Regions from separate parts of the Mus musculus genome. Here region 2 is linked to region 1. The links are chromatin contacts, found by Hi-C or POLR2A ChIA-PET in ENCODE. All regions are on one chromosome and are shown on one strand. The core of a region is the stretch at or near the end of the contact, and the rest is flanking DNA. Distances in the headings are between cores, read along the strand shown. Region 1 holds the start of Rps23rg1 (ribosomal protein S23, retrogene 1). Region 2 holds the start of Stxbp2 (syntaxin binding protein 2).

The links. Hi-C counts contacts between places; a loop is a spot of excess contacts on that map. ChIA-PET counts read pairs that join two places held with the same protein, here RNA polymerase II (POLR2A).
Region 2: a map of CH12.LX shows a loop between it and region 1 (1.9-fold over the local background). The contact joins the promoter of Stxbp2 here to the promoter of Rps23rg1 in region 1. A Hi-C loop is called at or near these places in 3 of 37 maps with a recorded cell type or tissue (CH12.LX, Patski and heart). POLR2A ChIA-PET finds 5 or more read pairs at or near these places in 3 of 5 experiments (Patski and embryonic stem cell).

What each region holds. Positions count from the first base shown.
Region 1 is chr8:3,566,383-3,571,746 of GRCm38, forward strand. Rps23rg1 (ribosomal protein S23, retrogene 1) reads left to right here and starts at 1,616. Exons shown (of 6, transcript NM_001024728.2): 1 at 1,616-1,714.
Region 2 is chr8:3,627,460-3,633,262 of GRCm38, forward strand. It overlaps Stxbp2 (syntaxin binding protein 2), which reads left to right and starts at 3,650. Exons shown (of 19, transcript NM_011503.5): 1 at 3,650-3,745; 2 at 4,761-4,810; 3 at 5,041-5,122. The coding sequence starts at 3,709.

The DNA.
Region 1 (5,364 bases), core at 366-2,865:
GGAATCTTCGGATTACAGCTGTGCACCACACCCACCAACTTCTTTTTATTTGCTCTCTCTCTCTCTCTCTCTCTCTCTCTCTCTCTCTCTCTCTCTCTCTCTCTCTCTCTCCCCTCCTATCATTGATTCAGGTGCAGCAGCAAATATGAGGTCAGAGGTCAACTTACAGGAGTTTGTTCTCCTTTCACTATGCTGTGAGGATTCAACTCAGATATCAGGCTTGTGCAGTGAGTGACCTCTCTTTGAGTCTCATTTGGCCCAGGATGATCTTGGACTTGTGAATCTCTAGCTTCTTCCTCCTGGGATCATAGCACCATGCCTGCTTTAGTCAATACTTGGGATGGAACCCAAGGCTTTTTGCAGGCCAAGTGCTCTACCAACTTAACCACAGCCCTAAGCCCTCAATCATTTCTTCCTATTATCTCCAATGTGTTATTGCAATAAACGAGTAAGAACATTCTTCCATTTCCCCTGTTCCTGTTCTTAGGAAAAACAAACACTAGACTTGACAACAGAGGCTCATAGCTGACTGGCTTCATTGTAGTGCTTGATACACTTGGCTAAGTTGCTCTGGTAAAAGGCGGAAAAGTTTAACACCCCTGGCAGTGGGTGGAAGGTCCTGTTTCATGGCACAGTTGGAAATTATTAGACAGGACAGCTGGGAGGGCTACTGGAAGCACAGAACAAATTCAGGATGTTCGAGGCTCTGGGTTCCAACCCAAGCACATTGCCCCACCTCAATCAAACAGCAAACCAAACCTGGTGACATGGCTGTAACCAGAGCACTCACGCGGTGGAAAGCAGAAGCTGAAGGCCACTTTTAGTGTGTTTGAGGCCAGCCTGGCTTACATGTCCCCCAACCCCCCAAATAGGACTGGGGGTATGGCTCAGTGGGTAAAGCACTTGCCAACCTGAGTTCAGGTCCCTAGAAACCTCATAAAGGTAGAATGGACTCCACAAATTATCCTCTGACCTACACACAGAGAGACTACACACCTGCTCTCACACATTAAAAACGTGCAAGATAAAAACTTGCTGGGCATGGTAGCACACTCTTTAATCCCATCATTCGTGAGGTGGAAGCAGGTGGATCTCTGTGAGTTTGAGGCCAGTCTGGTCTTTAAAGCCAGTTCCAGGACAGCCAGGGTTGTTACACATAGAAACCCTGTCTTGAAAAAACAAAATAAATAAGTAACTCTTTCTTTGACTTAAAAGGGGAGGTGGGGCGCCATGTGATTTGCACAACTTTTAATCCTAGTGAAAGATTATCCATTAGACTGACTCCCAGATAAGCAGACCAAGAGGGAGATCGGCCAGAGCTAGGTAACAAAGATAGCAAGCTCCGAGGATGGTAGCTTCTTCCTCGCCCTGCTGAGCTGAGACAAAAGCCTGGAGGCTTAAAACAAATGCCTTACATGCTTTTGTCTCCTGCCAGCAGGACTCTGCTGCTGGTCTGGGTCAGGTGTCCGAGGTCTGCTCAGGACGGTCACACAACAGTTCTGAGCCAATCAGCTACTCTGTCTTTCTTCAAACTGACCAACCGTAAAGTAGGGAAGAAAACTCAGACTTTAAACCCCCAGCCTTCATTGTCAACCTCTCTGCTTTGCAGAGAGTCTTTCTCTCACCCCAGATAAATGCCTGTCCTCAACTGCCGATTCTCTCTGCTGCTGTCAGCAGACTGGAGATTTCTCCACTGCCACCTGTCGTGCTTGAGGTTTGTCCTGCCTTTTAGTTAGTGAATTGGCAGAGAAAACGAACCGGATAAAGAACCCTAGACTGTATTACTAGGACTTTGAAGGCAGAGGCGCGTAGAACTCTGTGTATTCAAGGCCAGCCTGGTTTATATAGGCCAGCAAGTTTCAGGACAGCCAGGTCTACAAAATGAGACCCTGCCTCAGAAAGAAAAAGAAAGAAAGAAAGGAAGAGAGAAGAGAGGGAGGGGGGAAAGGAAAGAAGGAAGGAAGGAAGGAAGGAAGGAAGGAAGGAAGGAAGAAGTTAAAGAACGCAGCTTTGTATATATATTATTTTAGTATATATTTGTTTATTTACTTTGTGTGTGTCTATATGTGCGTGTAGAGTTCAGAGGAGAACTTGCAGAAATCGGTTCTCCCCTCCCACCATACGGATCCCTGCAATCTACCTCAGAGCAAGCAGTCGTTGGGGTGGGGTGGAGGATTTTTTTAAAGCCCCCTGCAGCCTCCGTTGCTTTCCACACTTTTAATATCTTACTTCAGTATGCAAATTTTTTCCAATCCTCTGTTCTTGTGGCTTTTTTCTATGGCTCAAACAAGTGGTGGGTCCTGAGTGGTTGTGTTGGAGTGGGGTGACACTCTCCGCAGGTGTGAGCACTCAGAGAGGCAGATAGACTGGGAGGATCACATACTGTTTCTGCTTCGTGTTTGTTCATGTTTGTAAGTATTGATTTTGTATGATCAGCTTTATTTACCTGAGTGCAACGGGGTGTTATATTTGAAGAACCTGTGTGTGTGTGTGTGTGTGTGTGTGTGCGTGCATGTGTGTAGGTGTGTATGTGTGTAGGTGTGTGTATGTGCATGTGTGTAGATGTGTGTGTGTGAGAGTGTGTGTGTAGGTGTGTCTGTATGTGTGTCTGTGCATATGTGTAGGTGTGTATGTGGGCATGTGTGTCTGTGTGTGTACATGTGTGTTTGTGTGTCTGTGTCTGTGTAGGTTTGTTTGTGTGTGTGTCTGTGCATGTGTGTATGTGTGTGTGTGCATATGTGTATGTGTGTGTGTAGGTTTGTTTGTGTGTGTGTCTGTGCATGTGTGTATGTGTGTATGTGTGTCTGTGCATGTGTGTCTGTGTGTATGTGTGTGTGTGCATGTGTGTCTGTGTGTGTAGGTATGTCTGTGTGTATGTGTGGTGTGTCTGTGCATATGTGTAGGTGTGTGTGTGCATGTGTGTAGGTGTGTGTGTGTGTGTGTGTGTGTGTGTGTAGTATAGAGATCTATCTTGGGTATAGTTCTTCAGGAGCCATTCCCCTTGTTGTTACTGTTTTTTTTTTTTAGTTTTTATTTAATTATTTATTTTATGTGTATGTTCGTAGACCTCATTGTCTGCATGAGCACTACACACACACACACACACACACACACACACACACACACACATTGCCTGGGCAGACCAAAAGAGGGCATTGAATTCCCTGGAACTAGAGATACAGGTAGTTGTGAACTCCCTAATGTGTGTGCTGGGAACCAATCATGTATTCCCTGAAGAGCAGACGGTGAGTGTTTAACCACTACATCATCTCTCCAGGCCTTTTAAAGAATTTTTAACTATACTTATTTATTTATTTTATGAGAGGGTGGGCACACATGGTACATGCCATGTGTCTTAGGGTGCCATTGCTGTGAACAGACACCATGACCAAGGCAACTCTTAGAAGGAAAACATTTAATGGGGCCAGCTTACAGGTTCAGAGGTTCAGTCCATTATCATCATGGCAGGAAACATGGCAGTGTGCAGGCAGACGCGGTGCTGGAGCAGGAGCTGAGAGTTCTACATCTTGTTCTGCAGGCAACAAGGAAAAGACTGTGTCACACTGAGCACAGCTTGAGTGACTCCACAAAGCCTACCGACCCAGTGACACATTTCCTACAATAAGGCCACACCTCCTAACAGTGTCACTCCTTATGGGCCAGGCATTCAAACACATGTGTTTATAGAAGCCATATCTATCAAACGAAGTCTGCAGCCTGTGTTCAATGCCCACGTGTACTCTGTATCACACTTGTGCCCCTCCACATACTGGATAGAAACAACTTAGGGGAATATTATGGTTAATATTGTCATCTCTACAGGGTCTAAAATCACCTAAAAGGAAAAAAAAAAATCTCTGGGCACATCTGAAAGGGAGTTTTTAGACTGAGTTAACCAAAGTGTGAGTATCCAGCCTGAATGTAGATGATGCTATCCCATGGTGCATTTGCCTTTGATGCCAGCATTGGGGAGACAGAGGCAGGAGGATCCCTATGAATTCAGGGTCAGCCTGGTCTAAAGAGAGTGTTCTAGCACAGCCAGGGCTATATAAAGAGACCCTTTCCACATTATTTTAAAATTTTTATTTTAAGTTTTAAAGTTTTTTAAACCTTATTTCATTTGTATTATCTTATTTAAATAAGTATTTAAGTTTTTAAGATTTTTTTAAAAAAATGTAGTTGTGTGTCTCTGTGTGGGTATGTGCACTTGTGTGCGGTACCCAAGGAGGCTAGAAGGTATCTGGATCCTCTAGAGCTGTAGTTACAGAGGGTTGTGAGCCACCTGACCTGCATGCTAGAAACTGAACTTGTATCCTCTGCACAACGCTGGTTTTCTCTCCAGTCCCTCCGTTTGTTTTTTTTTTTTTAAATTTTAAAAATTATTTATTTATTTTATGTAAGTTACACTCTAGCTGTCTTCAGACACACCAGAAGAGGGCATTGGATCCCTTTAAAGATGGTTGTGAGCCACGATGTGTTTGCTGGGAATTGAACTCAGGATCTCTGGAAGAGCAGTCAGTGCTCTTAACTGCTGAGCCATCTCTCCAGCCCCCTCCATTTTATTTTAAAGTGTAATTTTATCTGTTATTACCGTGTGCATATGTATGTGATATGGGTGTATGATTGTGGCACACACTTGTCATGGTGCACTTGTAGAAGTCAAAGAACAACTTTCAAAAGTTCGTTCTCCCTGCTGTGGGATCTGGGAACGGAACTCGAGTGTACAGGCTTGCTCACAAGCATTTCTACCTGCTGTGCCATCTGGCCAGCCCAGTTCTACCTTATTCTTTGAGGGTGGGCTCTTGGCTGAACTTGGAGCTTACCATTTTGGCTAGACTTGCTGACCAGTGAGCTCCCTAGCTTATAATGTTCAGATTACAGATGCCCGTGACTGAGTCTAGCTTTTATGTGGGTGCTAGGGATTTATGCTGGCTGGTTTTATGTTAACTTAACACAAACTAGAGTCATGGAAGAAGAGGGATCCTCACCTGAGAAAAAGTCTTTATAAGATCAGGCTGTAGGCGTACCTGTACAACAGATTTTTAATTGGTGATCCATGGGAAAGGATGCACTCACTATTGAGTGGGACCATCCCTAGGCTGGTGGCCCTGGATTCTATAAAAAAGCAGACTGAGCAAGCCACCAGGAGCAAGCCGGTAAGCAGCACCCTTCTATGGCCTCTGCATCAGCTCCTGCCTCCAAGTTCATGTCCCCTTTGAGTTCCTGTACTGACTTCCTTTGATAATGAACAGTGATGTGGCAGTCTAAGTCAAACAAACCCTTTCCTCCCTAAGTTGATTTGATCATGGTGTTTCATTACAGCAATAGTGTCCATAACTAAGACAGACAGTCACCTACAATGGA
Region 2 (5,803 bases), core at 2,400-4,899, 63 kb after region 1:
ACCAGCCCTGGGTGCACCCCGAAGTACAGTTTGCTTTAGTCAGACAATTGTGGACTTGGCTTTCCTCCTCACAATTCTCAGGCTTAACTTAACAGCCAGATGGTTTATGGCATAGATGTATAACACTTTAGTATGCCAAAAGTCATTACTCTGTGTACGTTTGCGAGTGTCATGACACACATGTGGAGGTCAGCTTCCAGGACTCAGTTCTCTCTTCCAGCATCTAGTTTCCTGGCTTGAACTGAAACTTCAGCCTTGGTAGAAAGTGCTTTTCCTGGATGAGCCATCTCACCAGCTCTGTGAATGACTTTTCAACAAAGCTTTAAAGGAGAAAGAGTTTTATTGTAGTGAAGAGATACCATGACCATGGCAATAATTTTTTTTAGATCTTTATTTATTTATATTTGTGCACTGACATTTTGCCTACATGTGTATCTTTCTGAAGGTGTCAGAATTCTGGGAGCCAGAGTTACAGACAGTGGTGAGCTGACATGTGGGTGCTGGAAATTGAACCCAGGTCCTCTGGAAGAGCAGCCAGTGCTCTTAACCACTGAGCCATCTCTCCAGCCCCTGACCATGGCAACTCTTATAACGGAAAATATTTAATTGGGTCTTGCCGTGTGCCACACATAGCATAGCTTGAACATATACGACCTCAAAGCCCCACCTCCACAGTGACACTTCCTCCAACAAGGCCACACCTAATAGTGCCACTTTGTGGCCCAAGCATTCCGACACATGAGTCTATGGGGCCATACCTATTCAAACCACCAGAGGTCCCAAGTCCTACTTAGGGTGGCTGGCTGTCCTTATTCACCTGTAACTGTAACTGTTAGATCTTATGGGTTGATCCTGAGGGTGCGGGTTTGTATTTCCAGTTACTCAGAAGGCTATATATAGCAGGAGGATTACAAATTTAAGGCCCACCTGGTGAGTCAGTGAGAACCCATTTCAAATTAAAAGAAAACTGGAGCTATACCTCAATAGAGAGACAAAAATGTTTTTTGTTGTTTTTGTTTTTCTCAGCATAACTCTTGTCTTGACCTAAGAAACCCATCAAAGAAGGATAGGTCAGTTTTGTCAGGTCCCAAATAAGACTCAGCATTAGGTCTCAAACCAGTTAGCTGAGGTGCATATCAGCATGCCCAAGCACACGAAAACCTCCATGCTTACTGAGGCTAAACCTGTGGCTTCTCTCTGCTTTTCTCACTTCTGCCTCTACCCTAAACCTCTCCAGCTTAGGGGCTTCTCTTCCCTCCTTGTAGCTTTTGATCCCTATATAACCTAGCCATTTTAACTACACACTCTCTTGGTTCTTCTGTCTCTTGGATCAATCTTGGCTCTCTTGGTCAGCTTACCTCCATCCCCTTTTCTCTTCCTCTCACTGTCTCTCTCCTCTAATGGCCCAGTTCAGTAATACTGGTCATGTCTAGTCTACTACTTTCCCTGCTCTGGACTCCTCTAGATACCTCTGGCTGCACTCTCCCTTGTATATACAGTCATGTTCTCATTTTCACTCTAGTTTGACTTAGCTAAGAAGCCTGGTCACTGCCACTCTCCACTCCTGCTACCCACTTCTAGCTCCTGCCAGACACTTCCCACTCATATTAGGCACTTCTCACTTTTCTCCTGTCAGTCACCCTCACATGTAGCTCGCCCCTTGATCTCATATAGGATTTTTTTGAGAGACAATATGATATCATGTAACCTAACCTGGCTATTAAGAATCTATGTAGTCATGGATGGAATTGAATTCTGGATCCTCCTTACCTCTAGAAGTCACTGTGATTAATGTGTAGGGCACTATGATTGGCTTATGTGGTGCTGGGTTGGAACCCAGAGCTTTGTGCATAGTAGGCAAGCACTCTAACCAGCTGAGCTCCATTCCTAGCCACAACTTGGAGACTTAAGCAGCATCAAGAAACTAGCTCAGATGAGCAAACCCACATTCACAACTACCACCCATTAGATCTGAAACCTTGTGTCTGTGATTGATATAGAGACTGTTGCCCCTATGTCACAGGGTGTCAGCTCCTCTCTAGAGAAACAATGGAAGCAGGCCTCAAAATTCTGAGTTTAATTTGAATCACCTACCATATGTGTGTGTGTAAGTGTGTTTGATCTGTTTGTGTGTCAGCACATGGATGCAATTGTCACCCTGTGTGTGTGGCTCCTAAGGTCATAAAACTGTAACAAATAGCTGGAGTTGTAGCTCAGTAGTAAAGTACTTAGCAAATACATGTATGATCCTGTGTTTGATCCTCAGTCTCTCTCTCTCTCTCTCTCTCTCTCTCTCTCTCTCTCTCTCTCCCTCACACACACACACACACACATACACACACACATACACATACACTTTTAAGGACTAGGAATTCCTTCAAAGCTCATGAACCGTCACGGAAGAAGGGGGGTGGTACGAATGTAAAAGGAGGAGGCTAGGCAAAAGTACATTACATGGACGTTATATTCATGAACTTCCTGTACTCTTGGTGTTACCTGTGCAAGATCAGGCCAACATATCAGTTGGGTATGAGCGCCAACTGAGCTCAATGTGCCTCAAAACAAAATAAGAGAGGATGTGAAGTGTGTGGGGTGAGGCTATGCATTTGGAGGTATCGGGGTGGGGCGGGCGAAGGAAGTTGGGGGTGGATGATATGATTGTTACAGGCTAGAAACTCTCGTTCTTTTCCGAACTATTGGAATTTATTATGTACAACAGGAGATTATATGTATAATTATTAAATGTATAGATTATATGTGTAAATTATTATTTGCAAAGGAGAGAGAGAGAGCCTTTCTTCAGTGATGTAGCCGTTGGTAAGTTGTTTATGCTCCTGTAAGCAACCCCTGTTAAAACCCATTGGGACACACACACACACACACAAACAGCAAGACATGCAAATAGAAGGGGTACTAGTTGGGAAGGGGAAAGGGATCAATCAAAATGGGCATAAGAGGGGAATGAGGGTGAATGTGATCAACATACATTATATGCATGTATGAAATGTCATAGTAAAACCCATTACCGTGTGCTATAAATACATGCTAATGAAAACGACTGAGGAGCATTCCTTCATGAACAGGCACAGATATGTGGTCATAGTCTTCGAGTCTATGTTTCTCCTTCACCACGGGGCTCTTACAGAATGTTAAGACTGAGAGCAAACTGCATAGAAAAGGCACCTAGCGGAGTCTCCCATGTACTCCCTCGGAAGTCTACCGAGCGTTGCCCAAGCTTGTACTACTAGTCTTTGGATCCCGGAAAGCAGTTGTGCAGTTCCAGATTTAGAAAGTCCCGCTGTCCTTTGAGTGGGCACACTATATCACAGACGGAAGAATTTCTGGACAGGGTGGTATTTGTACTCGGAGCGAGATGAGTATTTTTACCGCGCTGTCATCGCGCTAAGCAAATTGATCCCAGTGTGTGTGAGCAAGGGAATATTTAAGACTCCCGAGGGCGCACGCACAAACTGGCGATCGTCCGTTCGAGTCCCTGTCATTGTGCCTTCCCCTGAAGTGGAGCCAAGTGGTGCTGCTGGGACCCAGCTTCCTAGACGTAGAGAGAGAGAGAACAGATGGACCGGGAGGCGGACCAGGTGCGCAGAGGGCGTGGACCGAACCCACGGGGTGGGGCCCACGTGGATGACGCGTAGAGCCACGCCCCCACCTTGGGACCGACCCGGAAGCAGCGCTATTCCTCAGGGGAAGATGGCGCCCTTGGGGCTGAAGGCGGTGGTAGGGGAAAGTGAGTGTCACCCCGCGGCGGGGCTCTGGTGTTTTCTTGGCTGTCCCTTGGGGGATCTGGGGACCTCGGGAGAGGTGAGGTGCACGGATTCCGAGATCCCGGGATCTTGACGGTGGGGAGAGCACCTGACTCCTGAGGGGACGGGCGGGGTCTTGGGCCCAGCTGGACTGCCTGCCCCTCAGTTGCAGCTGGCAGAACAAAGTTGGGATGGGGAGGACTCAGACAAGGGAGGAGAGGGAGGCACCTCTAGGACACGTCTAGACCTTTGGGCTGCCTCCGCTACAGGCTGACGAGTTTCTGAACCCTGAAAGTTCAGGGGCTGGACTCAGGGGTCCTACAGTGACCTGGTCAACGACCCCACGTATTGTATGAGCACCCAGGTGTGCACATACCCCATGGGGGCGATGAAGGGGACACCTCATTCTCATCATGCCTGGGAGCTCCTTAGAAGGTTTGACTTCTCCTTGCAAGCTAAAGTTCTTGGTGGGGACAAGAGGGCTTGAGGATGCCCCTCCCCCACCTCCAGTAGTTCCGGCCTCAGGCACTTCTTCCGCCCTGATAACAGTGGACTCGACACTCTGGTGCACTGGCCAGGCTCTGGGCAAGGCCACCTTTCTTTCCCCTTTCCCCTACTCCTTCTTCTGGACAGAACAGGTTTTTGTGGAAAGGCCCAGTACCTTGGTGTTAAAAAGAAACCTCCCTACATAAGACAAGGGTTAGTGGGAAGCAGGCTTAGAGGTTGATAGGAACCTTCAGAATGCCAGGCATTCTAGTCTAAGGTACACCAGGAGGCCCTCAATCTCATTCACTCAATTCTCTAAGATGTACCTGACCTCTGAGCTTTGTACCGAGTAGACACGAGGGTACTTAGCTAAGTTATCTGACCTCAGAGCACTTGAATTTGACCAACTGTAAATTGGGGGTAATGCCAGGAGCTTCAACTCAGGATCCAGGTTGGGGGTCCAGCTTAGAGGACAAGTGTCCCAAGCCCTCTTCCCTTCTTTCTTCCCTGTAGAAATTTTAAGCGGCGTCATCCGGAGCGTTAAGAAGGATGGCGAGTGGAAGGTAGGGGCTGAGGCAGAATGCCTGGAGACCCAGGGGCAGCCTTTTACCCAGATCTATGCAGTGCCCCAGGCTATGAGAGTTGCCTCCAGAATTCCTTGAATAAGCTGTTAATCCATAGGGGTGGGTTTGGGTAGATGGATGCCCCACTGCCTCTGATTCTCCTGGGACCAGCTACAGACATTTTTGTACGGCTCACCTCTCCTTGTGTCTATACCCATTCATCTGGTCAGGTCCTCATCATGGATCACCCGAGCATGCGAATCTTGTCATCCTGTTGTAAAATGTCAGATATCCTGGCGGAGGGCATCACCAGTGAGTGGATGAATCTGAGGTGGACCCTTGAATGTGGGGTGTCTGGATGTATCCCTTGAGTGTGAGATCCCTTCAGACTGGTTCAGTCTGAAGTTCTCCCTACATAGCCTGGAGGAGGTTTATAGGATTCCTTCCATGTAGGATTTCCTGATTACAATCCCTAAAGGGTCAGCCTCACTGACTGTAACCAACTCAACCTCCTGAGCAGAGAATATAACATATAGCGCCTTTGACAGAGTGATTGCCTAACATGAACAAATCCCCGAGTTCAGTCTCTAGCTCCATGTAAAATAGTCATAGTGGCAAATGCCTGTAATCTCAGCCCTCAGGAGGTGGAGGTGGAGTATCACAAGTTTAAAGTTAATCAGCTTATGAGTTCAAAGCCAGCCAGGGCTAATGAGCCCCTGTCTCATGCAAATAAAACAATGACTGTGCAGTCCCTGTAAGGTGTCTCTGTAAGAAGCTCGGGTGGACTCTGGGTTCTCAAGAGTGTATAGACACCAAAAGTATGGCTGTGGTACTCCAGATGTGCCGAACCTTGACTGTAGCTCTTTAAGTGGGGAACCTTAGGTGTATATTTCTATTTAAGACCCTAAGGGAATAGTACCAGCCTTTAAAACACCACCACCATGGGTCCAGTTCCCCACACCTGAGACTCCCCTGTCTCCTCCATGTCAAACA